2 separate regions of the Homo sapiens genome follow, and region 1 is linked to region 2. The links are chromatin loops, found by intact Hi-C in ENCODE. Cell type or tissue: Caco-2. All regions are shown on one strand. Each heading gives the region's core, and the rest is flanking DNA. Links, peaks and the distances in the headings are about the cores only. Region 1 has its middle 270 kb from the start of PHF14. Region 2 holds the start of LOC124901590 (a long non-coding RNA gene).

Region 1 (16,826 bases), core at 4,388-12,387, 99 kb before region 2:
GAAGGCAGTGTCTGGGTGAAGATAAGGAGTTGTGGAGACCAAGATCCTTATTATGCAGATGAAGCCTCCAGTTAGCAGGCTTTAGAGAGAATAGATTGTAAGGGTTTCTTATCAGACTTTAAAAGGCACCAGACTCTTAGTCAATTCTCTCCTGGATCAGGAAAAGACCTGGAAAGGGAAGGAATTCTCTAAAGAATGTAGATTTTTCCCACAAGAGACAGCTTTGCAGGGCCATTTCAAAACATGTAAAAGAAATATATTTTGGGTTAAAATACTTTGATTTCTTTTAGGGCCTGCTATCCATCATGTTGGTATCCTATTGCTACAAAGAGTCTGTTTTGTTAGTCTGAAGGTTTCTGTTTTAATGTTAATGCTAGTCAGCTGTGCTGAATTCTGGAGGGAGGAAGGTATAATGAGGCATGTCTGACCACCCTTCTCCATCATGGCCTGAACTAGGGTTTCAGGTTTACTGTGGAATTCCCTTGCCAGAAAGGAGGGGTTCATTCAGTTGGCTGGGGGGCTTAGAATTCTATTTTTGGTTTATATTCATAAATATCTCAGTCATGAATCCAGCAGTGAGAAAATGAGTTTTTTTCCTTCTGAATTCATCTGCTTTTACCACAGAGCAGAAGTTCCGACAACATATTACTCATTCTGTTAGCAGTGGTAAATCTGTACAGGTCTGCAGCAACCTGAACTCTTGGGCATAAGGCAGAAGGAGAGACTGAGGCAAGTTTTAGAGCAGGAGTAAACATTTATTCAAAAGCTTTAGAGCAGGAACGAAAGAAAGTAAAGTACACTTGGAAGAGGGCCAAGCAGGCGACTTGAGAGATCAAGTGCATAGTTTGACCTTTGACTTGGAGGTTTCATATGTTGGCATGCTTTCAGGGTCTTGCATCTCTTCTCCCCTGATTCTTCCCTTAGGGTGGGCTGTTTGCATGAGCAGTGGCCTGCTAGCACTGGGGAGGGAACATGCACAGTGTGTTTACTGGAGTTGTATGCATGCTCACTTGAGGCATTCTTCCCCTACCAGCCAAATAGTTCCTAGAAGGTCATACACCAGTTAAACTACACCATTTTGTCTCTTAATGTGCATACTTGAGTTCACTTGCCCAACTCGTGAGACCTTATCCAGAAGTGCTGATCACCAGTTTCAGGTTTTTTCTGTCTGTTGGGAGGCTGACTTTCCTTGGCGCTGGCTGAGACCGATTACTATTTGAGAGAGATAGTTACTAACTGCCTGACCCATCACCTGATGGTTGCCTGACATTCCTGGTGTGTGCGTAAATGAGGTAAATGCGGGCATTGGAGGAGGGGGACTGGGGGGCTGGTGGGGAGGGTAATCTCCTGCCTTGCTCATGTCTGGCTAGCTACCATTTCTTCCTTGTATAAAAAATTTTCCTCCTGATAGTACCACCCATCCCCTCCTCAACATATGCTACATGTGTCTTTTTACAATGTTATCTCACTATACATGGAGCTAACATGTGAATCTTTCTATATCCTTCTCTCCTGACTAGTAGTATTCATGAACACCAACATGCACATACCATTACCACTGTAAACTCAACTGAAATCCTGACAGTCTATTGCATGGATTGCGAGTTGATAAGATTTGGCTGTGCTCTCCGACCCAAAATCTTCTATTGAATTGTAATCCCCATAATCTCCATAGTCCCCACCTGTCAAGTGAGAGACCAGGTGGAAGTAATTGAATCAAGGGGCAGTTTCCCGCATGCTGTTCTCGTGATAGCGAGTGAGCTCTCACTAGGGCTGATGGTTTTACCAGTGTTAGGCGGTTACTCCAGCATTCACTTCTCCTTCCCGCTGCCTTGTGAAGAAAGTGCCTTGCTTCCTCTTCACCTTCTGCCGTAAGTTTCTTGAGGCCTCCCCAGCCATGTTGAACCATTAGTCAATTAAACCTCTTTCCTTTATAAATTACCCTGTCTCAAGAAGTTCTTTATAGCAGTATGAAAACAGACTAATACATAGTTACTCTTCCTTATAGTCAATATCATTGACAGTTTTTACTAAGTTAAAGTTTCCCTGTGAGGTGTCTCTTTGAGAAATTAAGGAGAAAAAAAATGGAAAAAAAAATCGGGGCAGTGAACTGTGGGAGAACAGTAGAAAGGGTCAGAGAGTTTAAACTTGTTTGATACAACAGACCTAACAAACAAAACATCAAATTCAAAAATGGCATGAATGTGTATTAGAGGGTGTTGAGGAGAAGAAAGAGGCCAAGAAAACAAATCTATAGGAAAAAATATGTTTCTGAGGGACTCAGGTGAGTTAGGACAATAAGCAAAGCTTAGTTGCAACATTGGCAGGTGGGTAGATATAAAAGGGCAGTCTATAGATTAAAAAAAAAAGATGAATACTTCAGGTACTTTATGCTATTGTGTACAGTTTCTTATAGTACTAATCTATTTTAATGGTCAAATTTTATAAAATATTAACAAAATTAAGATGTTTGAACTAAAAAAATTCTCTATGCAACAGATTTATAGAGTGTCAAGCCATAATTATTTGCAAGGAGATATATTTAGCTGTATTATTGGAAACAATAGCATTATTGGATTATTGGTTGCTATATGAGAATGTTCATAATGAGTTGAAGCTGCTGGCAGCATTTAATGAGGTTTCCTATTTTTCTTTCGTTTGTTCAGCTTTTAGTAATACCAATAAGGCTCATTGCTTATTTCAGGGGGCTGGCAACAAACGGTTGTTAGAAAAGAAGAATGCTGCAAGGCTGCTCCAGTCCTAAAGTGCTGCTACAAATTGTCATAAGCATTTTAGGATCATTTGTTTATTCACTCTGATTCTTGTATCATGGTGTGTGCTTGGTCATAAATGATAACATTGAATTTCTCTTTGTTTGCTGACAACTTGCCAGCTAAGCACTGTGGAGTGTTCCAGGGAAAACATGTAGTTTCTTTGAAGTATTTGCTTCACAATTTTTCAAAGCTTAATCTTGTTGCTGGCTGCCTCTTTTACCTCTCAGCTTTGTATATATAGAGTCTCGGATTAGAGAATTAAAAAAAAAAAAACAACGATTACTATCTGGGCACCAAATGAGTTCCATATATCCATCTATCCTGCTAAGACAATAAACTAAGTTTATAACACATTTTCATTATCCTTTAAGATTTCTGAGCCATTTGTGTGTGAGCATGTGTAGGTTCTCAGTTACTGACTACATTAAGTATAAGGTAAAGAAAATGGTGTTTATTTTTGACATCCAAGAGTTTAATGTTTCATGGAAACTATGAGCTAAGCCTAATGAATTTAAAGCAACATTCTGAGTAAAATGTCTAATTATTGCAAATAAACTCTGAGAACCCTGTGATTGTTTGCTGTGGTTAACACCATAAAGCAAATTACCCTATCTTTTGTTGTACACAGTTTGCATCACAAATTATAAGGTAATTGCATGCTATAGTCTCTCTCTAGAACAATTAATATTACCACTAATAGTAGTAGTTTACATGGCTGTAATTGTCTCCATCTTTTATACAGTTTTTCTTATTAAGTATTTTGATCGTGACTTCACCGATTTTAGTCTTCTGTTGAAGATGAGAGGAAAATGAAGTTGTCTCCTTTGGCATTCCTTAGAGCCTTTGGGGATTTGATTTCTCAGCTATGTTAAAGATAGTTCATTTGTTTTAAATTCCATGATTTGCATGTAAAAGTTTTCCCTCGGCCCCTTTTGAAATTTGCATTAGATTTTCAAGGAGAAAATTGAGGTAAATGCTGTCAGTAGAATGACAGTTTTAAGTACTTTTCTCCCATGTTGTAAATCTGTCTTTTTTGAGATGGACTCCTGCTCTGTTGCCCTGGCTGGAGTGCAGTGGCACAGTCTCGGCTCACTGCAACGTCCGCCTCCTGGGATTCAAGCGATTTTCCTGCCTCAGCCTCCAGAGTAGCTGGGACTACAGGTGCGCGCTGCCACGCCTATCTAATGTAAATCTGTCCTGAACCCAACTCAGCCTGTCTGTCTTGCCACACTGCATCTGCCAATGCACTAGCAGATATTTCTTCCAGAGCCATGACTGCAGCCTCCTACCTGGTGTTGCTCCCTAAGTTTCACTTTCAGTTATCTGTTCAAATGTCACCTCTTCAGAGAGGAATTCCCTAGTCTCCCAATGGAAAACAGCACCCCATGACTTTTCCCCATTACCTTGCCTTATTTTTCTTCAAAACATGTATCTGTCAATATTTGAAAATATGTTTATTGACTCTCTCCCCCTTAGAATATAAATTACATTGTTTCATGGGTTTTGTTTTTTGCTGTATCTATAGCATCTAGAAAATTCCCTGGCATATAATAGTTGATTAATAGACATTTGTAGTTAAAAAAAAATACTGGTAGGTACCAATGGCTTAACACATTTTTATTTTTAAGTGAAAATTTATATTGTGTATAGTTCTAATAACACACAAAACAAGAAAACTTTTGTTAGATAGTTGATTTATCTGTGTTATCAAATGACAGAGGCCCACATAGTGAAAGGCATATTTACAGGTAATAATTTTCATTTTAGTAAACATTTTTATTAGTCCAGATAAGAGTGTTTTATGTGTAGGTTTATGCCTGTAGTTCTATATTAATTTTCTTGGTACTGAAATATTGATTGAGCTTGCTAATTCATATAGTGCTCTGCTAAGTATATGGCACAGTCATCTTATGTTGTTTACCAATTTCATTGTCATGAATAAGGGGAGATGTCTTTTCTTTCCTTTTTTTTTTTTTTTTTTTTTTTTTTGAGACAGGGTCTTGCTCTGTTGCTCAGGTTGGAGCTCACTGCAGCTTTGAACTGCTGAGATCACAGGACCCTCCTGCTTCAGCCTCCCAAAGAGCTGTGATTACAGGCACACATCACCATGCCCAGCGAATTTCTGTTTTTTATTCCTAGAATTTAATTTTTTTTTACTGTTTAAGATATTTATTAAAATAATGCTTTAAGGCTATCACAATTTTGCTGAGTCCCTACATATTGTTTCAGTTCACTTCTCTACTAAATTATATGGCCTTTTACCATAACAATAATTTCTTTATCTTTTACATCAATTTTCCCATCCATAGGTCTCTTTATGTTTTATGATTACATCTATGAGATTTCTCACAAAGATCATTAGGCATTATGACTTAGTTTTTTTTAGCATCCTTTACTGATAATTCAGACATATTTTGGTGAAAAACTTATGTTTTAAGAAAAATTACTCCTTTTGTTATTCATATAAGTTTACTCTTTATTTTCTAGTTACAATTTATTGCAGTTTTTAACTTCTAGCTGCCCTTAGAATTCCTGACAACTTTTTTTTTTAAAAGGATGTCTATCCAAATAAGATATTTTTGAAAACTGAATCTATCTAACTCAGTGTAAAAGATTACTTAGAACAATATAAATGTAAGTACTTTCCATTAGGAATTTCACCCAAAACATTTTTCCAATGAATAAAAGCTAGTGAAGAGATACTGTAAGGAAGAAACTGGTAATGCAATACATTCTTCCCATGCATGATGTCATTACTTACTTAGTCATAAATGTATTTCTCATTCTTTAAATACTTTATTTGCAGTGTTATCTTGCCAAATGCAAGTTGGTTTTTTTTTTGTTTTTTTTTTTTTTGAGATGCAGCTTCATTCATTCTTGTTGCTCAGGCTGGAGTGCAATGGCGTGATCCTGGCTCACGGCAACTTCCGGCTCCGGGGTTCAGGCAATTCTTCTGCCTCAGCCTCCCAAGTAGCTGGGATTATAGGTGTCCGCCACCACACCCACCTAATTTTTGTATTTTTAGTAGAGATGGGGTTTCTCCATGTTGGCCAGGCTGGTCTCGAACTCCTGACCTCAGGTGATCTACCCACTTTGGTCTTCTAAAGTGCTGAGATTATAGGTGTGAGCCACCACGCCCAGCTCCAAATTAAAGTTTTAGTGAGATATGATGTGATTGTTTCTGTACTTAGCGCTGTTATTTGCCCTGTCATTCCTGTCCTTCATTTCATTGTGAGTCAAATCATGATTCCCACTTATATCCAAAGTAATGCAAATTGAGTTACTGGAAAAAATGCCACTACATGAATATCTTCTAATATTGCAACCGTGGCTGACAGAGAGCTTTCTTGGGCATTTACCCATAATTCTAAATTCAAAGTTAGCATCATAAGAGTTAGGTACTCTGAATTAAATACTTTTGTGTTAATCACGTTTTAGCTAGATATTTAACAATAAAATCAAATCCTAAATCATTTGTGTTTATTCAATAAAGCAAAGGCAGCACTAATGTGAATTCATGGATGCTTATTTTACAGTTCAATTTTCTTCCTAATTTGTCAACTCCTGGCCTGCTTTGTCCCCAGTTATTCTGCTTTGTCCTGCAAAAATCAATGAGAATGTTTTCTGCTTACAATTCAATTGACTTTTGGGATGACAGCAATGCTTTTCTGAGAAAAGTGATCTGATGACAGTTTTACTAGCCTGGTTTTATTTGTGAAACAGAAAAATAGCAAGTTTCCATCCTCCTTTAATTTTTCATTGGATAGGTGAGAATGCTAAATGATAGCTGTATGGATTAGGTTCAGCTTTTCACATTGGGAAAAATGACTGATGGACCCTCAGATGAGAGTGTTGCTACCATGTCAACATCACAATAGTTTCCCTCCTCCAAAAAGCACCAAAACAAGCATGAGCCACAAGAAACTGGGAACAAAAGGAATCTTTGTTATTTTATTCAACAGGTAAATTAACTTCAAATTTTAAAATATTTAACAACTGAAATAAAAAAGGAAAGTATCAGAATCTAAAAGTTAGACTTGAAAATGGAGTTTATAAACAACTGTAGCTATAATCTAAGGTACTGTTTATATCCTCACAATCATAATTTTTCTCAATATATCCCATTATCAATGATGACTAGTAATAATAAATAGTAATAATTCTTAAATATCTACCCCATACCAGGTATACTTCAGAATACTTTTAACATGCTTACATGAAACTTATAACATGCAATAGATATTATCCCTTTTTACTAATGAATGTGCTGGGTCTTGCAGAAGTTAAGAAACTGCTTCTGATCACACAGCCAGTAAAGTGTGGAGCTGATGACTCAACTATAGTCAATCCGAGTTATCTTAACAATTATATATATCAATATAATATTTATCTTGTACTAAAGAGCTGTCCGAAACTTAAAATCTATAAAATCAGGTTGGAATTTTCTTTTATTTGATAATATATTTATTTTTACCTCCATTAAGTTTTTTTGTATCTGTTTCAATGATAATACTTGAAGATTCAAGGGAATGAAATAAAGGAGATGTACAAGTTGAATGTGCAAGTGAAAAATCCTGTTTTTTGTAGAGATCTTGGCAAACATTAAAAAACAAAAAACCTGATATTCTTCATGAGACCAGGCGCGGTGGCTCACGCCTGTAATCCCAGCACTTTGGGAGGCTGAGGTGGGCGGATCACGAGTCAGGAGTTTGAGACAAGCCTGGCCAATATGGTGAAACCTCATCTCTACTAAAAATACAAAAATTAGCTGGGCATGGTGGCATGTGCCTGTAGTCCCAGCTACTTGGGAGGCTGAGGCAGGAGAATCACTTGAACCCGGGAGGTGGAGGTTGCAGTGAGCGGAGATCGCACCACTTCACTCCAGCCTGGGTGACAGAGCAAGACTCCATCTCAAAACCAAAAACAAAACAAAAAAAAACCCCGATATTCTTCATGAAAAACAAAGGCAAGATATATTATTGAGTCCATCGAGTGAAAGTCCATTCCTGTACCTGGGATGTGTGCTAGTGCTGGAGATGGGTGCTTCAGTGGAGCATACAAGGATCCTTTGTCCACTGCTAGAGCCAATCTATGAAGTGGTTAAAAGAGTACTAATCATTCTGTGTCCATCTCCAAAATCTCAGTTGTCTTTCTTAGAGATGCCCAATTGCCTTCTAGAACATATATGCCAGTTGTCTCTTTCTAGTAGGGTAGAGGAACAATGCCAAAAACAATCACCAAAATAAATCTAAATATGTTACATTAACCATACTTTTACTATTTGTTTTAAAGTTGTGATCAAATGACTGTGGTTCTAGGACAGTAAACTAAAAAGACAGATCCACAGATTTTGCTCTAATCACATGAAAGCTGACAACAGAAGCACTCCAACACATATTTAGGGGTATACGTGAGTATTGTTCGGCCCATGGTAATTAGGCATAAATGTAATAAGACGGTTCGCAGAAATAAGTCTTGTGCTTCTTTCATGTAACCAAATCAAGGTTTCTCAGTCTGTGAGGCCAACTTTTCAGTATATATATTTAAAGCTTTCAGTGTTGATGCATATCATTATACTAGTTATTGTTATGCATATAGTTTCTTTGCTTATCGTTATACTAGTTAACAATCTCTGACCACCTAGGACACTTGTTCACTTCAGAACGCTAGAGGTCAGCTTCCAAGAGTGAGAATATCTTTCCCCTAACTTTGAAGTTCTTTGTGGTTTACTATTGAATATTTCAACTCTACCACTTGTATTTTTCCCTAGTTCGGAGTTCCAAAATCTCACATTCTGAAGTGATATATCCACAGGTTCTGCATTAGCATCAGTGTCACCTGAGGTATTGTGTATTGACATGTAGGCTTGGGTCCCACTCCTGAACTACGTAATTAAAATCTCTATGTATGGGGGAAATGTTAAACCAGCCCTCAGGTGTTTCTGATGCAGACCAGAGTTTCTGAATCAACTGTGTTGTGTTGGAGGTCTTCAATGCACAGACAAATTATAACATGATCCTGAGATTTGGAATATATTATAAGATATTGTAGGAAGGGGGATACCCAAACCAAAGAGGAAGACAGTGAAAAACCTCAGAATTTAATGTTCTGTAAATCACACATTCCTAAATTTATAATAAATATGAGGGCTGTTGGGTATCAAGTTAATGGGTATTAAATGTGGTAGTGGACACAAAGCACATAACATGTGGTATTACCAATAGGAAGTGCTCATTAATTGTTGCCTTGTGTATTCATTTATTCAACTAATTTTAAGTGCCTACAATGGTCAAGCCCTATGTTAAGCACTAGAAATACCAAGATGAGCAAAAACAGCCATGGCTTTCCCTCAAGGGGAATACAGAGCCATGGTAAAGACAGACATTAGTCATATCAATATAAAATTAATATAAAATAACATCCAAGATAAACACTGGAAGGAAAGGGGAGAGAAGTGGTGTTATGGGAACATACATACAAGGGAAATTTGACCTAAGCAAAGAAAAGGAACAGAAAATGTTTTCCAGGGAAATCTGGAGGAAGAGTAGAAGGGTTGGAGAATTGAAATATTTTAGGCAAAGAGAACACCATGTGCTTTAGAACCCTGTGGTTACTATGAGTGCCTACTGTGTTCAGTGACTTTTACCTCGTAAGTCTGTAGATAAGTATCAATCATCCTTTCATAGAGGAAAAAACTGAAGCTTAGAGAAATTAAGTAATGTGGGCAAAGTCTCACAAGATTCAGGAAGCGATAGGTTTACAATTAGAAATTCTGTTTGTTATATTTGAAGCTTATGATCTTTCTTTTTTATTTGGACATTAATATGTTTCAGAGGGCAAATGATAGAACTCAGGATTTGCTTATAGAAAGGTGTTAGAAATCAGGCATTAAGACTGTAAAGTTTGGAGTAAGGCGCAGAAGGGAAAGAAAAAAGAACTATAAGGATATTTTATTGCATCGCAATTTTGCTGTAGGTTGAAGACCACTGGGTGTAAATCCCATTATGGTAGGAATGCTAAAATGGAAGCCTTTGGAATTTCCTTTCTCTTCCATAGAGTAAGTCAAAGTCAGCTCTGTATCCTTGCAGAAATTGTGGATATTAATACTGCCATGAAAGGCTTGAAAGATGAAGATTAATGATTCTTATCACATCCCTAGTTAGATTAACGCAGAAGACAGATGTATTTTGGAGAATGATGGTGGATTATTATAAGCTTAATCAGGTGGCGAATTCAATTATATTTGATTTTCTTGATAAGGTCTCCTTACTAGAGAAAATCATTACAGCCCTTTGAATCTGTTATGTAGCAATTAAACAGGTGAATATTTCCATCCTTTATTCTGTAAATAAAAAATAGCGAAGGTGGTTTGTTCTTACCTGGAAGGGAAAATAGTACACCCTTACTGTTCTGCCTCAGGATCCAATCAGTTGTCCAACTCTGTGTCATTTTGTCTGAAGGAAATTTGTCCATGTCACTGTTTCACAGAAAGCCATGTTGGTTCACCACATGTATCGCATCCTGATAATGTGAAGTGAAAAAGTAGAGCCTGGAAGCCTTTGTAAGATGACTGTGCCAGAGGAGGAAGATAAATATCTCGATGCTATGGAGGCCTGTCAGCTCTTTGAAGTATCTGGGCAATATCAAGATTTCTACTTCAGATGAAAAAACAAATAGTTATTCATTGACCCTGTTGCCGCCAAGAAAGAGGTACAATCCTTTGGAATGTTTTTTTTTTTTTTTTTGGTATATGTCTGTTTTAGAGTTGACATATTTCATATCCGTGTGTGTTCCATGACCCAAAAGGTTTCCAGAATGAGAGGGGAGATCTTTAGCTGGCCGGGCAAGCAGCAGTGCCACTCTGCTTTAATGACCTAGCGCATCTAGTGATGATGAAAGTATCTGTGGCAGATTGGGAGGCTGACAAAACCTAAATCAAGCTACAAGAGGAGAATCTGCAACAGAAGGCCCTGAATGTTAGAAAAATAATTCTCTCTTTGGCAAGTAACTGTACCATTTTGAAAAGCAGCTTTTACTTGTAACTGGCTCAGTAGAGACCATAGGACTGTGGGATGAAGTAAGCTGAGTCACCCCTCAAAAACTGTGCTATCTTATCTGTCTAGCAATTTAAATGAGGAAAGTAATGAGGTGATATTTTAGATATTGTTTAGGGAATCTGACAACAATACAGGGTAAATGCATTGCAGACAATTTGGAATAGATGGCAGAAACATGCTTGTTCTGTTCAAGAAGCAGCAAGGAAGCAAATTTGACAGCAATCAGGGGAACAAGTGGAAGAGGCAGATGCCCAGTCATATAGGGTCTTATAGACTGTGGTAAAGACTGGATTTCATTCTCAGCAAAATGGGAAGTAAGTTTTGTTGGAAGAGTAACATGATAGAACTTATGTCTTAAAAGGGTCATTTGGAATGCTGTGGGGGAACAGACCATAGGAAAAGAAATGATGGATGAGACTATGGTGGTTGTGGGGAAGGTGGTAAGAAGTGGTTGAATTCTGGATATGCTTTGCAGGTAGAGCTGACAAAATTTGCTAATGGATTGGATATGGATATGAGAAAAAGAATGGTGTCAAGGATAGCTCCAAAGATTTTGGTCTGAGCAATGGGAAGGATAAAGTGGGTGTTTACCGAGATGAGGAGTACTTTATGAGAAGCAGACTGTGGGATAAGAAGAAATAATTAGTTTTGAGAGTCCTATTAGATAAATAAATGGAGATATTGAGTAGGTAGTTATATGGGAGTGGAATCTAGGGAGGAGGTCTGGAGTGGTAACATAAAGGTGAGGATCCCTAGCATATAGAGGACATTTAAAGGCAAGAGATTGGATGATATCATCTTTAAAGGGAGTGTAGGTAGGGAAGAAATATCTAAGGACAGAGCCCTAGGGAACTTCAGTGATTAGAAGCTGGAAGAGGAGAAAGATCTAACAAAGGTGACAGGAGGAGTGAAGTAGGGAGAAATCGGAGAAAGGAGGGGTCCCAGAGGCTAAAATAAGAAAAGTTTCAAGGAAGGAGTTGAAGAGGGTTGACCAGGATGTGGATTGATTCGTGACCATTGGATTTGGCCAAATGGAGGTTTTTAATTACCTTAAAAAGGGCTCTTTAAGACCAGTGGTGAGTATGAATGCCAGACTGGATCAGAGTAAATTGGAGGCAAGGAAGTGAAAATAACTAATACTGAAAGCTCTTTTGAAAAGACTAAACAGGCTAACGAAGAAAGTGATGATGATGTGAGGATTGGGGACTAGGCATGAGCCCAACAACGTGTACGTTTTCTTACTGTAACTAGGAACCTGACTACCAAAATCGTTTAGTGTCCTCCTGTGATTAGAGGGTCCAACACTAAGTCCCTGATTTGATACTGACCAAGGAGGGACCTGGCATTTACCTTATAACAGTCTGATTTTATTGGAAGCCTTCCATCTTGGAGAAGGCACCAGTTTGCCCTCATTGGGATAGATATATACTCCGGGTTCAGGTGGGTTTTTCTCCTGCATCAAGCTCTTGCCAGCACCACACCCACCACACCACCTCCTCCCCACGAACTCTTCTAAGGAATTACCGAATATCGTTTAAAGCATCACATTCTACACAACATTGTTTCTTCCTAAGGAACTCAGGTTAGAGTGAAAGAACTAAGGAGCTGGGATGCTGCCATGAGATTTGCTGGTATTATTACATACTCTATCACCCAAAAGCAACTGGAGTACTCAAAACAGTAGGATGCCATGTAGGATCAAATCCTTTCTTACACTATACAACATACATTCTGAATCAACTACCGACATATGGTGCTGCTTCTTACATAACTGAAATTCATGGATCTATATCAAAGACATAGCTCCTTTCACATTTTAACTGACTCACAAAATTTTTACTTTTATACTGGTTTCTGAGTTTAGCTTGAAGTGGGGCAATGCTTCTAGAGATACCAATTGATTTATTTAATTAGAAGTAGATGCTGTCACCTGCCCATTTCATGCTACTCGGGTAACGAGGAGAGGGATTACAATATTTGGCTAGGGTGATTGATTCTGACCAGGAAGAGGAAAGAAGGTTGCTCCTACTCAGTGTGGAAATCCTAGGGGGTACTCCTAGTATGAGCAATGTCAGTGGTAAAATTAACATGATGACTAGAACAACCTGATATAGGCGGAATTATAAGCTTCCTCTGGAATAAACATTTAGATTATGACACTGGGTAAATCCCAAAGTGGAAATAATTTTTTTCTCTCAGGCATATTTTCATTAAAAATCCCAATTCTAAAGATTTTAAAGCATTGTATATTGCCTAAATTTGTTGAAAACAACATATTTTTTACTGCTTAAGAAGGGAGAATATTAATTATTTTTTAAATTATAATTTAGGGAGCAATGATACTTTTTAAAAAGAAAATTGTTTTTCTAATGGAGAATGAAACAGGGTTTTCTGAAGTTGTACTTGTAATATGTCAAAAAGCAAGGGGGAAATTATAAAGAAATCTATGATTTATTTTTCTATGTTGGAGTTAGAGAAATATCTGATTTGTTGAGTAGAAGCAGATGGGCCAGAATTTTAATCCTGATTCAGATTTTTTTTAGATATTGGGACATAGCCTGAATGAGATCTCAAAACTGAAGCATGAACTTTTTTTGTGCTTTAATTTTCCATAATTAAAACAAGGATAAAGCTTTATCTTCCTTATTTATCATGCCCACAATTACATGCATTAGCTTAAATAGTTTATTTAATCCAAATTTTACAATTGAAAGAAAGTTTTAATATTATGACAAGGAATATCTAACACAAAATCAATCAGCTACAGGTTTCCTTTGAGACAGTGATGAACACATAAGTCAACAAAATTAAACGTTATCTTTTCAAATTTCACATTAAAAGTCTTTTTATAGGCTTTTCTGCAATACTTTCAGTGGTAGAAATGTTGCATCTTTTGTTATGACTGGAAGGATTAGAATAGAGATGACTGGATAAGTATACCCAACCATAGCATGATTGTATCATTGGTTTTCCCTTCTAATTTCACTGCCTCTTAAGAGAGCTTCACTATACCAGTTAGATAGACAATTTAGAAATTGATTTAGAATACAAAGTATGCTTTGGAATATTTTATTTTATTTTTACTAAAATATTTAGAGATATTAGATGGTGAGGTAGAAGGGAGGTGAGGATGAAGTGGTAGAATAAAGGGAAGTAGCGTCTGTGGAGTCCTTCCTGTTAATGAGTTGTACTAGTTCTGTATTACAAATGTTCTCATTTAATCTCAGGAGTACTCTGCAAGAGAAATATTACTACTCAGTTTATAGGTAAGGAAATGGGGACTAACAAAGGTTAAATAAGTTGCACAACTTACGAAGTAAGTGGTAACTATAGAAGTTGAATTTAGTTCTCTGTCTCAAATAATCAAAGGGAAAGAAAGATGCTGAAAGACAGCATGAGTTTTAGGCACACTGTGGAATCTTACAGAGCCAATTGTCCAGTTAGTAATTCTTCGTGCATTAATTAGGTGAAAGGTGAACCCCCAACCCACGGAAAGATCCAGCCAAGTAAGGAACTGCAAAATATTGAATGACTAATTCTCCAAACAAGGTAAAGTTTACTGATCTCTGTGTGTGTGTGTGTGTGTGTGTGTGTGTGTGTGTGTGTATGTGTGTGTGTGTGTACACAGTGTGTGCTTAGGACTGAGTTAAAATGCCATGCTTATTTGACACGTGGGTCCTCAACTATAAGGGCTTTGGGAACATTTAAGTCATCAGCCACGGATTTGAAAGAAAGACTTTACTTGTCAAATATGATTCTACAAAGATACATTTTCTATACAAGTATAGATGTTCAAAAGCATAGGCTATTTCATCATGGTGGTGCACAAAGATGGGAAAATATAATGAACATACCTTAGAGGTTTCTATTTATACAATTGTGTGCATTGAAAAGTAGCTGAGCAGTCTGAACAAAGAAACTGACGTAATTATCCTGGATCCATTTTTTTTCTAGTCTATTTGATCAAAGAACCCATTTAACATCAAGGATATACAGGCATTTCAGGAAAAGCAAATCAATGGAGTACAGTTCAAGGAATACTCTCCTAGGCCTGTGGCTTATTTCAAATCTTTAAGAACATCCTATTAGTATGTAAAGCAAAGTTCATATAGGAAACTAGGTACTTAATGTAACAGCCAGAGGGGCAATCATGAGACGGTCTCTTTTCCAATATGGACTACAGTCTTTAGTATAGTAGTCTGTTTTGCAGTCTCTTTTTTTCTCCATTATTATCTCCTTATGTCTCACTTCTGCTTATTTTGTTGCAGTCAGTGATCAATACATCAAAGGAAAAAAGAATTTTCAGTATAGATTTCTACATAAAATGATGAGTTTTTTGAATCTTACGCTTGGTATCAGATTTCTCTGACCTGTTATCTATTATCTCCAAGTCTGGATTCTGGACAGTGAGGAAGACATGAGGGGCGGTGGGGAATTTGTGTATAATAGGCAACTGAATTTCTTCTTGTGCACTCAGGGCCTTCTGCTCAGGATGCTGTAGGGTGCTCATGCAGGCTACAGGACATAGTACCAAATGGTTAAACAGCATGGGGGAGATCAGAAGAATATTTGTGCAATTGATACCAACAAGCTATTTCTTGGGCAACATACATGGCCAGAATTTTGAGAGTACGTTGACAGAAATTAGCAATTGATAATGACTATGTTTGAATTTTGCAGACCAGGAACTCAAAGGTTTTTAAAATATGCATTAACATTAAAAAAGTAATAAAAGCACTTTCTAGTTTAGATGTTATGAGTCAGATTGATAAGTCAGAAGAAATGGAAAACTTGAATTTTATTCATTTGCTCCACAAATATTTATTAAGCATTAATTATGTTGCTGTCATGTTGCTGGATGTTAGTGTGATCTCTGCCCCACAGGAACTTACCAAGAATAACAGACAAAACAGAAAAGACCAGATAGGCCAGGAACATTTTCTTCAAGGCACACATTACTGAAAGAACTGGAAATTAAAACTAGACAGGAATTGTGTAATTGTAGATTATTGTGTATATTTATTCATACTGAAATTTAACCAACAAAGTCTTCACATGTATTGCAATGGTTTAGATTGACAGAGGTTCAGTGTACAGACGTTGTAGCCAGAATGTCTATTTCCAGTCTCTTGTTTACTACTTAACAGCTGTGTGCCCTTGGGCAATTTATTCAACCTCTTGGTTCCTCAGTTACCTTGTCAGTCAAATGGAGATAGTATTCGTACCTACCTTAAAAGGCTGTCCTGAGGATTAAATGAGCTAGTACCTGTTAAACGTCAGAATGATACCTTGTACATAGAAAACGTGTGATACGTTTTGCTACCATTGCAATTTTAATGTATTGTATTTGCTATTGGACAGTCCAGTTACTTTAATCCTTTGTTGTCATTTTAAGAGCTTTATTTAAAGAACTTCCTAGGTTCCATTATATGCTCAATTTTTTGAGTGATTTTTGAGGTTTGAAGGGCTTTTTGAAACGCTGTGTGTCTTTTTTAGGCAGAAGCCTTTGCAAACCAGTGTACTAGTTGTCATTGTCACATCCTTTCTCCTGACTTGGGAATCGTGGAATCAAGGGTTGACATGGTGCTCTGTCAGCCCCAGCTGGCCACCAATGGCCATATAACATGAGGCAGAAAAAAGCCTTTGCTGTTTGATTGAAGTGTCTGAGATTTCAGGGCTGTATTTGTAGCATTAACTCACATAACCTGACTAATATATGTGGTATAGCCCAGCGCAGAAGCAATGTATATAACATGATGATGATAATATATGGTGCATTGTAAATGCCTAAAATTGTATTATTTTATGGTTATTATCATGATTCTGTTATTTGATCTGAAGAATTTCTCATGAAGATAAAATGGCTCAAATTTTCTTGTACATTTATTGAGTAAAATATTATGTATGGTCTCTTTCTCTCTCTCTCCCCGCAGAATTGATCAGTCAGTGTCTATCAGGCCCTGTGCCTGTGTTGTAAAATGTTTGTGAACCACAA
Region 2 (16,826 bases), core at 5,694-13,693:
AAGCCATATGGTGGTGAAGCCCAAAGTCTATGGGACAGGGAAATAGGCTCTATCCACAGTGAACCATGCCGAGAGAGAGGAGGGAAAGAATTATGAACCTATCACCTCTGGGTATCCGAAAATCTACCAGAGCAAGAGAAGCATCTTTAGCTCTTCTGTAAGAAAATTTACATTACTCTTTACTCAGCCATTATGACCAGCAGTTCGAAAGATGCTGTACGGAGAATAGGAAGTACTGTGTAGTTTGTGACAAGCTCTCATAGGACAATTGAGTGTAAGTCTGAGTTTGAGAGCAGAGCCATCCTCTTTTTCCATGTAACTCTCCTTCACCTCAGAATGAGTCTCAGCTTTCTAACTGACTCTGTTAAAGACAGAACATCTGGTCTTGGACGGCTACAGGCTTTGAGCTACTCAAAAGCAACTTATGCTATATGTTATTTTTAAAGCTGCATATAACTAGTAATATTCTCTCATCAAACTAGATCATGAATATACAAATTATTTGCATAATCAGGTCACATTCACTTCCATGGTTTACATTGCAATAAATTCCTCAATTAATACCTAGGATGGCCTCATGGGTAGTTTCCCATGGCCACTTAACTAAAGATAAATTACTCATGCCTGGTTCTCTGTAAAATGCTGACATGAACTGGAAATGGTCTGTGGTGTTGCGGTTCCAGTTATGAGTGGCCCTGAAAGACAGTAGAGAAGGTTAAGTCTCTTTGTGACCAGAACACAAAGCATAACAATTTACTGTTTATTTTGCTAAAAGGAAATGTGGCCTGAAATCATGATCTATACTAATTTCTAGGCAACAGTTATTGTCTAGTTCTAGTTGGGGAAGATCAAAATTGGAATATTGGTGACAAGAAGGTTAAGAGATGTGTTGGTGTGGATGGATCTCTCAGAACGCATTTAGAGGATGAAAAGGGTTGTATCTTATGTACGCTTTTCAGAAGACTTTCACTATAGAAGAGGCCCTTAGTAAATCAGGTAGACAAAATGACCCATAGTTGTCAGTCATTTCCCTTTATTAGACAGTAAGGTATTTAATCAGTGGGCTCATGAACAAGGCAGACATGGTACAAAGATAGATGTTAGGCTTGTTGTAGGCTCAACTGCATGAATGTCTCCTCACTGGGCCTGACTTGCCTACTATCATTGCTAAGTGCATGATTTTTCAAGCAAAAGAACCCAATTCTGAACACCAATCTAACGTCAAACCTCAAGGGTGCTTTTTAGGTACCAGGTAATTCAATTAACTAAATTGGGTAATTCTCATCAGTGAAAAAATCGGAATTTTTTTCCCATATTAGAATAGTTATGCATAGTCTGGATTTGGATTTTCTTTATCTTCTATTTATTCCTCTGTATCACCATGTGTGAGTTTACTGAAGGTTGTATACACTGTCGGAATAAACTTATTACCTCCAAATTCACTTCACAGCAAAAGTGGCAAGGCAATGGGATCATACCCAAGGGAGTAATGCAAACAATCATATACCCCATCATTCAGAAAATGCTGGCCTGATAGGATGATTCAGTGACCTAATAAAAATCCAGCTGTGACAGGAGCTGGCAGTTATCACCTTGCAATTTTAGAGAGTTATTTTATAAAATGTACTGTGTAGTCTGTACCTGTTATTGACAGATTGGTAGAGAAAAAATCCACAATGTCTCTGGAGCAGCCCTACTTTCTTTTCTTTCTGAGAGTAGTTATTCAAACTTTTCTTCATTTTATAAAATTCTTTGGTATATGTCCAAGAATCTCCCCCTTTTCTGTTGGAGTCTGTCAGTTGGTTGAGTTGCTGCAACCAAAAGAATCTGAATTTATGTTCTTGGTCTGCTTTTTAATGTGGTTGTTTGTTTTTTCTTATAAATTTGCTTAAGTTCCTTATAGATATTGAATATTAGACTTCTGTCAGATACATAGTTTGCAAAAATTTTCTCCCATTCTGTAGGTTGTCTCTATACTCCGTCGATAGTTTCTTTTGCGTGTACAAGCTCTTTAATTAGATTGCATTGGTCAATTTTTCCTTTTATTGCAATTGCTTTTGGCATCTTCCTTATGAAATATTTGCCCGTACCTATGACCTGAGTGCTATTGCATATGTTGTCTTCCAGGTTTTTTATAGTTTTAGGTTTTACATTTAAGTATTTAATCCATTTTCAGTTAATTTTTGTATATGGTATAAGGAAGGGGTCCAGTTTCAATATTCTGCTTATGGCTAGTTAGTGATCTCAGCACTATTTATTAAATAGGGTATCCTTTCCCCATTGCTTGTTTTTGTCAGGTTTGTTGAAGATCCGATACTTGTAGTTGTATAGTCATATTTCTGGGTTCTGTATTCTGTTCCATCGGTCTATGTGCCTGTTCTTGTACTAGGTCCATGCTGTTTTGGTTACTGTAGCCCTGTAGTATAGCTTGAAGTCAGGTAGCACGACGTCTCCAGCTTTGTTCTTTTTGCTTAGGATTGCTTTCACAATTTGGGCTCTTTTTTGGTTCTACATGAATTTTAAAATAGGTTTTTTTTTTCTTCTAATTCTGTGAAGAATGTCAATGGCAGGTTAATGGGAATAGCATCGAATGTATAAATTGCTTTGGGCAGTATGGCCATTTTAAAGATATTGATTCTTCCTATCCATGAGCAAGGAAAGTTTTTCCATTTATTTGTGTCAATTCTGATTTTTTTTTGAGCAGTGTTTTGTAGTTCCTCTTGTAGAGATCTTTTCATTTACCATGTTATCTATATTCCTAGGTATTTTTTTTTTTTTTTGGCAGTTGTGAAAGGGAGACATGCATGAGGCCAACAAGCATATGAAAAAAAGCTCAACATCATTGATCATTAGAGAAATGCAAATCCAAACGACAATGAAATACCATCTCACGCCAGTGAGAATGGCCATTATAAAAAAGTCAAAAAATAACATGCTGGTGAGGTTATGGAGAAAAAGGAACAGTTACACACTGTTGGTAGAAGTGTAAATTATTTCAACCATTGTGGAAAACAGTGTGATGATTCCTCAAGACAGAAATAACATTCAACCAAACAATCCTATTACTAGGTATATATATACCTAAAGGATTACAAATCATTCTGTTATAAAGATATATGCACGCATATGTTCATTGCAGCACTATTCACAATAGCAAAGACATGGAATCAATCCAAATGCCCATCAATGATAGACTGGATAAAGAAAATGTGGTACATATACACCATGGACTACTATGCAGCCATAAAAAAGAATGAGATCATGTCCTTTGCAGGGACATGAATGGAACTGGAGGCCATTATCCTTAGCAAACTAACGCAAAAACAGAAAACCAAATATCACATGTTCTCACTTACAGGTGGGAACTAAACGATGAGAACACATAGACACATAGAGTGGAACAACACACACTGGGGCCTACCAGAGAGTGGAAAGTGGGAGGAGGGAAAGGATCAGGAAAAATAAATAATGGATACCAGATTTAATACCTTGGTGATGAAATAATCTGTATAGCAACCCCCCATGACACACATTCATGTGTGTAACCTGCGCATCCTGCACATGTCCCCCTGAACTTAAAATAAAAGTTAAATAATCTTAAAATCTAAAGTTTCCTTTAAAAGTCTTCTTTAAAAAAAGATTATAAGAGAAGCCCTAATGATCACTTCATTAAGGCAAATAAAATGGTTGACGATTTTTCAAGAATTTGACAGACATTTTAGTTGTCTGCCTAATATTCATTATCCTGTGCTTTGTTTCTAAAACAAATTCTGATGTTTTTAAGAAAGCAAGTACTCAACCTTTTTTTTTTTTTAGATTACTTTGGCCAGCCTCTTTTGCAACTGGGGGTGTGTAAAGAGGGACATAGTTCTAGCAATGTAATGTGTGTAGATGTTGCTCTGAGGAAAGCTCTTGAAAGGGATTAATAAACCTTTTGCCTTTTGCATTCATCTCTTTTTCCTGCTTGGAATGCAGAGGGAGTTGAAGCTGGAGCAGCTATCTTGTGCTATGGATCAGTAATGTAAAGCAAATCCATTTGCGAGGATGACAGCAGAAGAATAGGAGTTGAGACTTATGTCATTGTGAAATCCTTGGACTAACCCTGGATTGCCTACATTTGGACTGATTTTAATCAAAGAAGAGTTTACCCACTTTCATTAAACAATTACAGCTTGAGTTCTATTACACTCAGCTGAATGCAATACTGAACGGACACATAGCTTGTCTTCTTTTTATTACGGTTTCAAGACAGAACAAACATCTTTGCATTTCCATATGATGACAGAACTATGCAAACGATTTGAAGATTTTTAAAACACAATTTATGGCCATACTTACAAGGATTCAAATATCTAGTAACTTTTGTTAGAATTGCTATGATTTTAGCCAACAAAAGGAACACAGACGAGGAATTTAGGGCAAAATAAATTCTGATGTACCAATTGTAGGCACATTTGTTTATCTTTAAATTATTTCCCCAAACATAAACATTACCTTATTATTTTAAAGTGCTATTTGTTCTATACCAACAAATTCTGTCATCACCAGGGAATGTGTTTTTCCCTCCAGTGGTGCTGATAGATTTGTGTTTTACTTTCAGCTCTGCAGAGCTGTCTCCAGATTTCCTTGAGGAATATTCACATATGCTTTTACAAGCAGTTGTTAGTCCACTGCGAAAATTTTTTCCAGAGCTGACTCAAGGGTCTTGCCTTTAGTTTCCCTTGTTCTCCTTCTTATTAAATAATCTCAGAGATTTTGTACATGCCCATCTGGGGGTTTTCCATTCTAGTTGTATTGGATTTTGTGTCAATATATCTACCATGTCAAAACCAGAAATGTAAACTTCAAGAGCCCCCAGGTGCTAACACTGCAAAATCTAGGCCAAAATCTAGACAGAGGTTTAGCATCGTGAAATCTTAAAGCGGCAGGGACCGTTGGGATTATGTTACTTAAACCCTCATGTCAAGGTGCATAGACAAAGGCTAAGAAGGTAGAGGGCCTATTCTACACTATAATCTGAGTCAGGGAGCTGGGAACAGAACCTTAATTTCCAGTTTAGTGTCCTTTCTAGCCTTTATATTTATCTTTCTTTCCTCTATTTAGGTCTTCCCCCCGATACTTGGTTTTTCTTTGAACTTCCTTCCAAGTGACCATTTATAGTCTTTTGTATTGAGGTCTCAGAGTCTTACTAAGAATTCCCTTCCTGGCATTGCTACCCCTTCTTGTATTTTATTTTATTTTATTTATTTTATTATTATTATTTTTGAAATGGAATCTCACTCTGTCGCCCAGGCTGGAGTGCAGTGGAACAATCTCGGCTCACAGCAATCTCTGCCTCCTGGGTTCAAACAATTCTCCTGTCTCAGCCTCCCAAGTAGCTGGGATTACAGGAACCCACCACCACACCCAGCTAATTTTTATATTTTTAGTAGAGATGGGGTTTCACCATGTTGGCCAGGCTGGTCTTGAACTCCTGACCTCAGGCGATCCGCCCACCTTGGCCTCCCAAAGTGCTGGGATTACAGGTGTGAGCCACCACTCCCGGCCCCATTCTTGTATTTTAAAGAATTACTAAATTAGGTTCCTATGTCTGCTCTAATAAAATACCACAAACTTGATAGCCTAAAACACACATTTATTCTTTTACAGTAATGTAGAACAGGAGTCAGAAATGGCTTTCACATGAAAAAATCAACAACAACAAAGCCTCACAAAAAACAAACAAAAAAGAAATGGCTTTCGCTAAGCTGAAATCAAGGTATCAGTAGGTCTGTGCACACTCCAGGAATATATGTTTCCTTGCATGTTTTAGACTCCAGTATTGCTTGGCTTGTTGTTTCTTCCTCCACCTTCAAAGAACGTCCTTCCAATTTCTGCTTTCATCTCTGCTAAAACTGAATCTCACTCTGCCTGTCTCTTATAAGGACACTTGTGATTACCTTTAGGGCACAGTGGATAATCCAGGATAATCTTCCCACCTCAAGAGCCTTAACCTAATCACACCTGCAAAGTTACTTTTGCCAAATAAGGTAACAACATTTTTGGTGATTATTATTCAGCTGATCACAAGTACTCATTCCGTTTCTTGACCTTTTTTGGCCACCATGTTCCAGGGTGCACTAACATCTGAGTACATCTTCTGAACACAATTTATATCCCCAAATTAAGATATTTGTATAGGCCAAAGCATTTGTCTGCATTTTAAAACTTGTTCTGAGGATGATTCTGTCTTTGTCAAGATGACAGACCTATACTGTATAAAATTTAGACCGCTTAGTTATCGTATTTTTCTGCCATAAGGAATAGAGAAAACAATGCCAGTTGAGAGAGAAGCAGGGGCGGGGGGAGAGGGGTGGGGAGGAGAGAGGGAGAGAGAGAGAATGAATATGATTGAAGAACATATACAGCAGAGACGGGGGTGCGAGACCTACCATGATCCTAATGCCATTCTTGAGGCCCATCTACCGTCTGAGTTTCTGCCCTTACCTTGGTCTGCTGGTCAAGTCTTCCTTAGTTTCTGCAAGACACTTTCACATCTTAACAAAAATTTTATTTTCTTCTGTTAAGCCTGATTTTGTTGCTCTCAATTAAGAGCCTTAGCAAATGTAAGAATATAAATATTGAGAGAGAACATGGCTGTTATCAGGTTAGGAAGGCCAAGACTTGTAGATAAGAATCAAACTTTGCATCCCTTGACATTGGATATTGGGCAGTCTCCGGGCTGACAACTGGGAGGTGAGACACAGCTTCCAAGACACTTTGTTAATGTGTCTTGTAAATGGTTTAGAAAAGTCTAGGTGTTATCTAGTAAGAGCAGGTGATTTTGACAACCAAAAAGTTGGGAGGGGAATATTTGTGGCATTAACAGAATGGTTTTTTCTATTTCTTGAAGCACTGTTACTTAATCTCTTAATATTAATATCTTAGTTCAAGGTATTTTAGCAAAAGGACAGGTATTTCATTAGGAACAGTCTGTTAAAGTAAAGAAAGAGGACAACATGGAGAAGCTCCTAACCTCCTTGAAAGTCCCTAATTACAAACAACATCCTTGAAGTTGTTTTGGAGATTTTATTTAGAACTCAGGTAAGCAGACTTCCAAAGGCCATATGGAAGAACTTTCTTGATTCTCACTTTTCAGTTGCAAACCTGTCTGAAAATGTTTCCAATTTAAAATAACGTTAATAATCCCTTAACTGGCAACAGATAGCCAGCCAGAGGAAGAATGGGGAAGAAAAGGTGCCTCGGGAGAGGGGGCTGACAAGGGTAATTGTGGCGGAGGGGGCAGTGACAGGATTCCCATTCCTATGGTTTTGTCTAGGGTTGGCTGCCCCACTCATAACCATTTCATATGTCTAATGCCCAAGGGTGGAAACCTATATTCTTTCAAACTTGATGAACAGCAATCAAGTTTTGTTTTTAATGCATATAGTCTACCACTTCAGTGGGATTTGAGAGACTTTCAAATTGAAGAGGAAAATTTAGCTGGCATACCTAGTATCAAGTCTGGCAGCATGTATGACACCCTTCTTAACCCAAGAACTACCTGATTTATCAATGTCTAACTTTCCAGACTTCTCGGGAGTCAATCAGTAATCCCCACCTAATGCAGAATGAATTATAGCATCTAGGACACTGGAAAAAGAAAAGAAATTCTTATGAAATAAAAGGGATGAAGAAGATTGCCAAAGGGGTTGGGGGCCGTGCCCGTGCATTGGGGATGCTGGTGGGGCAGGGTGAGGGGAGAGACGATGACAAGGAGTTCAAGGCAGCGAGAAGAAGGGGAAATCCTTTGAACAAAATGGCATGACAGCCCACTACATTTTCCCCAGGAGGAGGCTAATCCTCCTTGCAGCATAGAGCAATTTAAGAGTTCTGCTTTTTTCCTTGTTTCCTGTGAGGGATGGAGACTCCTCATTGCTGGGGTTTCATTATAAATGTGACCTCAACTGACATGGCATCTCTTAATAAGGGGCAAGTCCTTCATGTATTTTTGATAGTGCACCAGTGACAAAATCCCTCTCAGTTTAGCAGAAAAATACCGCAAGAGTAAATTGTCAATGACAATATCAGTATACTCACTGGGCTTCAGGGATTAAGTGAATAGCAGCCATGGCCAGACCCTGACATGGCTTCAGGCACTTAAAAAAAAAAAAAAAAAAGCGGTCAAATTAAAGCCACATATATGAGGGGAGGGAAGCCTTCCTACCCCAGCAGGGAGATACCTTGATTAAAGCTCAGTCTGACCTTCCTGCTTCATCTCCACAGAAATTGAGACACATTTCCTAAATGGCAGGACTTTACAGAATCATAATGAGCAAGGACCAGGATGCTTTGCGTTAAATTTCCATCTTCATTCCTGGAGCAGGCAAAGGAGAAAATAAGAGAAGGTCTCTATTATTTGTTATCAAAAGAACAATGCAGCCCTCCCCTGTTTCTTTTGTGCAGAGACAGAATTATCTATGAAACAAGTAATTCATTCCTGGCCCCTTTAGGTAGCTTTTTTTGCACAGCTGATTTCTTAGGTTATTATTACTTAGTGGATGCCAGTAGTTTGATGGGAAATCTCCTTTTTTGAGGGTAATAGGTATTAGTAAATAATTCACCCTGGAAAACAACCCAAGCTTCAGGGAATTTAAAACAAAAACAAAACCCAACAAAACAAATCTGTTTTATAGATAATAAGGGTAAAAAACAGAGGATTTTACTTTTAGGTTCTTTGATGTTTCATTAAATCAAAATTACTTAAATTACAAAATGCTTAAGTAGTCTATGCAGACAGTAAGATTTGAGATTAAAATAACTTTTACCAATTTGGAAAATATATTTACTGCAAAATTCAATTTTTCTTTTTGTGTGTTAAAATTAAAGACAATAAAAACTGAATTCTTATATTATTAATACCCTCCTAACTTTATTTCCATATGAACTATAGAACCTGGCACCTTTTTGGTACTCAGTCAAGATGAAAACATTGTAATTTAATTGCCTTGGAAACAAGGTTCTAAATTGTATAAATATATATATTTTTAAGTTGAAAACAGTACCTCTATCCATCGTATGTTTACATAAGCAGTACATGTTGCTGTAAGTTTTTGGTGAATATATACTCACCCAAGAGAGGAAGATAAATTTTCTGAGGGTAAACAATGCTTAATAAAGAGAAAAATTCTATCAGCTTGTGTAGAATGAGATTACATAATCTCGAACAGCTCTCCACTGTCCCCATTGTCATTTAACACATTCTTTATGCTGGGTCAGGTCTGTGTTCTTGCAAATGATAAGCATGTGTGCAGTAGAATCTCACCTGTGCCTGCATAGAGGAGGAATGTATTCTGTTCACATCAGTGTTCCCAGATGAAGCCAAACATGTTTGTGTTTAGCAGCCATTGGTATGAAAGGAAAAAAAAATCTGGAGTGGAGAACGGAAGCAAAACACACCAACGTACTTTTCAAAACTGAGGACGTGCTGCTCTCTTGTGGAAATCTGTATTGCCAACTTGTAAAGCCTGGGCTGAGTTGCTTATGATTTTCCTAGACAAGACCTGGTTTAAAGTGGTCCACTTTGTCAGAATCTCAGAACCATATCTGAAATTTGAGTGCCATCCATACACAGGATTTCATTCATCATCTTGATGCAGAATCAAATCTACACCTAAAGGCTAGACTTGACCATTGTTCTTTTAAAAATGTTCGTTACATCTTTGTATGCAATAGAGTGTCTGTTCTTTTTCTTCAACCACCTCCTCTTCTACCTGGCATTGGTGTCTTTGAGTTATTGTGAATAGAGTTTAAGGCTTTCTTGATACAATAAACTAGGGAAATCTGGACTTTTTTTTTTTAAAAAAACATAGTTAATTCATGTACAAAAGTTGAAATAAATGGTAGGCAAGTAAAAGTTTAAAAAAATTGTAGCCAACAGCTGAGGAGATGCAAAGGCAATGAAATTATCTTCTGTCTTCCCTCCATTTCCACCTCTGCTTTCAACTGTCCTTTTTTTACTTTAGCCTTTCCCTTGGCTCACAGAAGAGTTGGGATCATATTTATATACTTTGTCCTAACCTGAGATTTGCTGGGTATATTTGCCAATTTGTTTTTGTTGGGTAATTTGTATTCTTTATATATATTCTGGGTTCTAATCCTTTGTCTTGGAGGCACAATGGAAATAACTTCACTCAATCTCTTATATTTTAATTTTGTTATGCCTTTTGCAACAAAGTTATAAATTTTAATATTGCCAAAATTATTAATATTTTCCTTTATGCCTTTTAAGAAGACCTACCAAGTCCCCAGGAAAAATATATCCATTGTCTTATATTTTCCATATCAAACTTCTTAATTCAATATTTTCATTCATTCCATTCATATTATCCCAATGTATGCTTGTATGAGCATCTCTGTTCAAGTACGTATTTATTTTATAGATTTACAGTGGATTTATTGTACACTGAATTTCAAAACATAATACATACAGATTCTTGAACAGGAAATTTTCAGGTACACATTTAGTGCAATATAGATGGACAATTTGGATGATAAAGAAAGTATTTACTTTCTGTTGAAACGAATAACAATATTTGATTAGGTAAAAATATATAGTCACTAAGTTTTTGTAATAGCGTACGTGATGATGCTTGTATTCTATTCCACATTATTCCTAATGATGTGCTATTCAATGGCTTCTTTTTTCTTTTCTTTCTTTTTTTTTTTTTTTTTAGCATTTTGGCATTTGAGGATTATCTAAATTTTTATCATCCTGATTGACTATTTTTTAAAATTAGAAATTCATATCCTAAACTTCAGTCTGACATTCATAATGAGGCAGTCACCTGACACCATTCTCCTACATCTGTGGAGTTGCCCTGGTTTACTAATAAGAATTACAGACAAATATTGTGCTAGATGAATTCTTGAAAGGGGAGACTAAAGAATTAACAGTGTTTTCTAAGAATAAAATAAACAGCCTTCTTGACCCAGTAAATGAATGCCATTAGGTGATTTCTACTCAGTCTTTGTACTAGCAATTCAGTCTCAAATAGTGATGACTTTAGTGGAAGGATAAGGACCAATTATGAGAGACTCAGCGATAGTTCTTTGTCCTTGGGTTCTCAGGTGGTTTAGTGCTGCTGAGTTCATCTGTGGCATTCCTGAAATAACTGAAGCCTGAATTCCATTTCATAACCAGTACTGGAAAAAGTAAGGGTCCAAAGAGGAAAAGCATAGAAAGCCACATTAAGCAGTTACCTGCAATGCTACAGCCTGATGAGAGGCATGAGGTACTGTTACATGTCCTCTCTATTCTGGGCAAAAAGTGTTTTTCAGTTTCAAGTCTTTGTAAGGCTACACTTCCAGCTTTTACTTCAGTCAGAAAGAATCAGTGATGTGATCTCAAACTGCTGGGATTCTGAAATGGCCTAATTTTAATTCAAAGTAGTTTTCTTTAGCATAAAAAGATGAATCATTCAGTTAGCATAAAGTGGTATCTTGGGAGGTATAGGAACATGATCCATCTTCCATCTTGCATTGCTAACTGGTGTCTGTTTATCTTCCCTTCCCCTTCCATTTCAGAGGGCAGCAAAGCAGTTCTGTGCATTTTTAGATCCCCACTTTTGCTTGCCATGCATGTGAGCCATAAGCCAGAGTTGATCATCACAAGGCCACACTGAATCTGGTCCACTCACTGGTGGGGACTGGCTCCATGAGGGCTTGATTAATGAAAGCAAAGCAAGAAAGGGAGTGAGCTATACATCTGAAAATGCATGCTTAATAAAGATAGGAGAGTCTAGTCATTTTTTGTTTCCCCTTATCAGTCTCAGCTGTGATTCCTAAATCTTTCCCCGTTGCTTGTTTATATTTCCTTATTGTAGCGTTTTAAACCTCATTTTACCTTCCCATGGCCTTGCTTTTTCCTAGTCTTTTGGTTAATGTTCAGAAATTACACAATTTCGTTACATGTAGCATCCCAAGACTGCCATCTAGTGGAATAAATTGGTCAAGACAACTTTTTATGGTGATCGTTCCCAAAATTTAAATTGGGCACGGTGTCGCTTGAAACAGAAATTCCTCCTTTCATCACAGTTCAAAGCAATGTCTGGGCTCCAACTTATCAAATTCGTGTAGAGAAACTGAAAACTGCGTTTAATTGTCTAAAATGACTGCTGGATATATAACTATGTTTGCTGTTTTATTAAGTTCTGCAGAGCTTCTGAAGAGTTGTAATATTTGCTGTGAAAAGTGAGATGGTGAAACTAATGGAATAAATGGTTTTAGAAGAAAGGGTGAAATTAAGTGCAGGTGTCTTTCCTGGGAAGGATTAAAAATCACAGAGCCATTTTGTCCTAGAAAAAACTTTTTTCAAAAATACGTCGTCAACCTTCTCATTAACTGTATCACGTGGAGTATTTTCACTGTGACAGATGCTCTTGCAAAGACTAAAGGAACACGTAGCTATTCCTATGGTATAATATAGTATCAGATGGTTTTATTTATGTAATTCACTCATTTTTTTGCATAGATGAATGTATGTAATTATACAAGGGCATATTATTTGGCTTTCTTTGATCATCAATTAGTGATTTTTTTTGGAAGAAATTCGTCCTGATTGAATTCTGTGATTTTAAAATATAATTCTTGATTATAAAAGTAGCACAAGTTCATTACAGATAACTTGGAAAAATTCAGAAATAATTAAAGAATAAACAAGACACCTATAATTTGTTCTCCAGAAAAACCCTTTTTTATTAGTTTTATATATTTTCCTTCTTCAGACTTTAACCTCTTCATAGATGTAATATATTTACAATTTTTCTTTGACAAAATTTTAATCAGTTTGGTTCTTTTTAAAACTGATATTTCAAGATAAACATTTTTTCCACGTGATTCAAGAACTAAATTTTTAATGACTATAAAATAGTTTTCATAGTTTTATATGAGATTTATTTAACCAATTCTAATTACTAAAAGTAGAGGCTATTTCCAAATGTTTTTCTCTTATAAATAATGCCACCTTGAAGTGATGTGTATTTTGTTGAGAGTTTGATTATTTTCTAATGTCAGGTTCTCTTGAAATTTAAGGCTGTGGAGACACAATTCACCTCTCCGAAAAAGTGGAGCAGAGAAATACATTACTCTCCTTTGGGATTCATCAGCATTAAGAACAATGGACAGAAACAGAATTCACAACATTATGTGATGAATGTTTTTCTTCACATTTTATGAAATCTCCTGCTAGCCTTACTCTGCATTTACCTGTTAGACAAGCTCAGCTTTATGTTGTTGGATCACGAATTCCCTAAGAAGTGTGTGTAGAACAGGCTCCTTAATTTCTAGATGTACGTGATATATCTGTGGCTTCTCAAACATCAACTAACAAAGGCCCCTTGGCAGTTTTATTATGAAGAGCCCAAATGGATCCTCTTGTTTTTTATTTAAGTCAATTGCCCATTTTTCTGTCAGAGCTGCTAGGCAAAACAGGCTTGGCAAGTTTATCCTCAAAACCATTTAGAGTAATTTGTGAGGGAGATTGGAGACACTTCAGTTGCCCATCAGCTGCTTTGGAGTCAATCACCATGGTGGAGGTAAATTAATCTCATGGCTTTCTCTCTGGAGAAACCTTTGTGCAAACAGTCTTGTCAAAGAGAAATGTGATGGCTCTCAGTAATATTAAATAGAAGTTGAAGCAGGTTTTCTTTAAGCTAGACAAAGCTACTGTTGATTCTTACAGTTGATTGCCAGCCTTGCCTTGAGAAGATCTGGAAATACTGAATCATCTAGCTCTTAAAGGCCTGGAATTTGGAATATGTCCACGCAAAATATTTGAGGTGTGGTATTGCCAATTATAATGTTGCGGTTTGCTAAAGAAGTTCTTGATGTTTTATGTGCAAAAACATAATTTTTGGAAACTCAGGCAACTAAGAGAAGCTTAAAATTGTTTAAGCCAATTGACTCTATCATATGAATAAGCATATTTTACAATGCAGTGGTTTTATCCCAGGAAACAGGATGGAGCTCAAATTATACAGTTCAGGCCATCCCAGCCTGAAATATATATTCTTTTTGGTGGTTTTCCATTGTTCTTTGAAAACTTGACAGAACTTTTTGAAAGTGGAAGAAATAAAGCTGGAGTAGGCCAATTTTGCTCACAAATTCACTGAGCTATACTCACTAGATAAGTCATCATTAAGTCTGTACATGGCACAGACATCTTTGTTTCTTAAAGAACACTTTTTACTTTTAAAATGATCCTTCTTTTTCCCCTTGGAAGGCTTTATGTGAAGACAAGAAATTTTGGATTCACTGTACCCTGCTCTGTATTCGAGGTAAATAGCTCAGACTGGAAGTGTTTCTCCTTGTGATCTTAATGACAAGTAGGACATGAGCAGTTTAAATGCCTCACCCTGCAGGATGATGATAATAGCCTGAGTTTGTATGTATCTCATTTGATCCTTGCCCCAGCTGGTAAGAAAGGCAAGGCAGAAAGTAATCGGCCCAGTTTTATATAGGAGGATAGATAAGGTGACTTGTTTAGTCATATGACTAATGAGTGACACAAGGAGAACTCTCACTTAGACTTTAGTGTTTTGCTTCTCCTAAACTGCAGTTTGTCTTTTCTTCTCTTTCTTTTCTCATTTCCCTCCTCTCTTCTCTTCTTCACCTCCCCTCCCCTCCTATTCCTCTCCGTTCCTTTCCCGCACTACCCATTCCCTTTCCTTCTAGGAAAAGAACAGTTGCAAAGGTTCACTGGAGAGACTATAGAATCTCTGGACTAAGTGTTTCTATAAAGGCATGATTAGGAATGATTACATTTTCAAAAAGTGATCATAATCATATTTACAACTATTCTTCTATGTCTATACATGAAAAGACTTAGAGGTTAACCAGTTTCTAATCTGAGGTTATTTTTAAAAATAATTCAAGATATAAAATAAAAAAATTGTGTAAGCCTTTAAAATAAACAATTACTGCAGAGTTTTCCAATTTGGAATTTGTATGTATATTGGCAACATCTGTGTAGCTACTTAGTAAGAGCATAAATATAAATGGATGTGATAGGCTGAGTATGTCCCTCCCCAAAAAAGATCCCTAGAATCACCAAAGATACTATCTTACATGGTAAAAGGGACTTTGCAAGTGTGATTAAGTGAAGGATCTTAAGATGGGGAAGTTGTTCTGAATTTTCAGAGTTGGCCCAAAGCAATCACAAAGGAGGAAGGAAGATCAGAGATAATAGTAGGAAATGTGACAAGGGAAGCAAGAAGCTAAAGTGATGAAATGAAGGGGCCAAGGAGGGAATGCAGGAAGCCTCTAGAAGGTGAAAAAGGCAAAGAAAAAAATTCTCCCCATGAACTTCCAGAAGGAGTCCAGCCCTGATGTTCCCTTAATTTTAGACTTTTGTTCTCCAGTGTTTGTGTTGTTTTAAGCCACTAAATTTGTGGCTTAAATAATTTTAAAAATAAATCATTAAAATTTATTATTAAAATAAGATAATTTGTTATAGTAGTGTTAGACAACTAAAACAGTGAGAATTTATCTTAGTTTTTTTTTCAAAATCCAGAGCACCTTAGTCAAGCATATGAGTATCTAGTTTATTAAAGACAACACTCTCCTTCACTACATTGTTTTATGTAGATTTATGACATCTTAATTACTTGCTGAGGTTCAGTTTTTGTTTATTTGAAATAATCTTTTTTTATTATACTTTAAGTTTTAGGGTACATGTGCAGAACGTGCAGGTTTGTTACATAGGTATACTTGTGTCATGGTGGTTTGCTGCACCCATCAACCGGTTATCTACATTAGGTATTTCTACTAATCCTATCCCTCCTCAGCACCCCCACCCCTGACAGGCCCCAGTGTGTGATGTTTCCCTCCCTGTGTCCATGTGTTCTCATTGTTCAACTCCCACTTATGAGTGAGAACATGTGGCATTTGGTTTTCTGTTCTTGTGTTAGTTTGCTGAGAATGATGATTTCCAGCTTCATCCATGTCCCTGCAAAGGACATGAGCTCATCCTTTTTTATGGCTGCATAAAATATAGTATTCCATGGTGTATATGTGCCACATTTTCTTTATCCAGTCTATCACTGATGGGCATTTGGGTTGGTTCCAAGTCTTTGCTATTGTGAACAGTGCCACAATAAACATACATGTGCATGTGCCTTTATAGTAGAATGATTTATAATCCTTTGCATATATATCCAGTAATGGGATTCCTGGGTCAGATTTCTGGTTCTAGATCCTCGAGGAATCGCCACCCTGTCTTCCACAATGGTTGAACTAATTTATAGTCCCACCAACAATGTAAAAGCATTCCTATTTCTTCACATCCTCTCCAGCATCTGTTGTTTCCTGACTTTAATGATTGCCATTCTAACTGGTGTGAGATGGTATCTCACTGTGGTTTTGATTTGCATTTCTCTAATGGCCAGTGATGACGAGCTTTTTTTCATATGTTTGTTGGCTGCATAAATGTCTTCTTGTGAGAAGTGTCTGTTCACATCCTTAGCCCACTTTTGGATGTTTTTTTTTTTTTTTTGTAAATTTGTTTAAGTTCTTTATAGATTCTGGATATTAGCTCTTCGTCAGATGCATAGATTGCAAAAATTTTTTCCCATTTTATAGGTTGCCTATTCACTCTGATGATAGTTTCTTTTGCTGTGTAGAAGCTCTTCATTTTAATTAGATCCCATTTGTCAATTTTAGCTTTTGTGGCCATTGCTTTTGCTGTTTTAGTCATGAAGTCTTTGCCCATGCCTATGTCCTGAATGGTATTGCCTAAGTTTTCTTCCAGGGTTTTTATGGTTTTAGGTCCTATGTTTAAGTCTTTAGTC

The links. Peaks named below come from ENCODE experiments on the same cell type or tissue, not always from the same donor. Only the 100,000 strongest peaks of a DNase experiment are listed, where the experiment ranks them.
Region 1: a loop joins it to region 2, with 7 times the contacts of the local background. A loop is called at or near these places in 4 of 110 quality-filtered maps.

Annotation. Positions count from the first base shown.
Region 1 is chr7:11,233,996-11,250,821 of GRCh38, forward strand. No RefSeq gene overlaps it. Among named protein-coding and RNA genes, the nearest start is that of PHF14, 270 kb to the left of the region's middle. In Caco-2, for the core only: no CTCF peak of the experiment used is centred there; no DNase peak of the experiment used is centred there.
Region 2 is chr7:11,332,044-11,348,869 of GRCh38, forward strand. It overlaps LOC124901590 (a long non-coding RNA gene), which reads right to left and starts at 9,399. Exons shown (of 3, transcript XR_007060212.1): 1 at 9,305-9,399; 2 at 8,223-8,356; 3 at 2,730-8,138. In Caco-2, for the core only: a CTCF peak has its summit at 11,986 (motif pointing left); no DNase peak of the experiment used is centred there.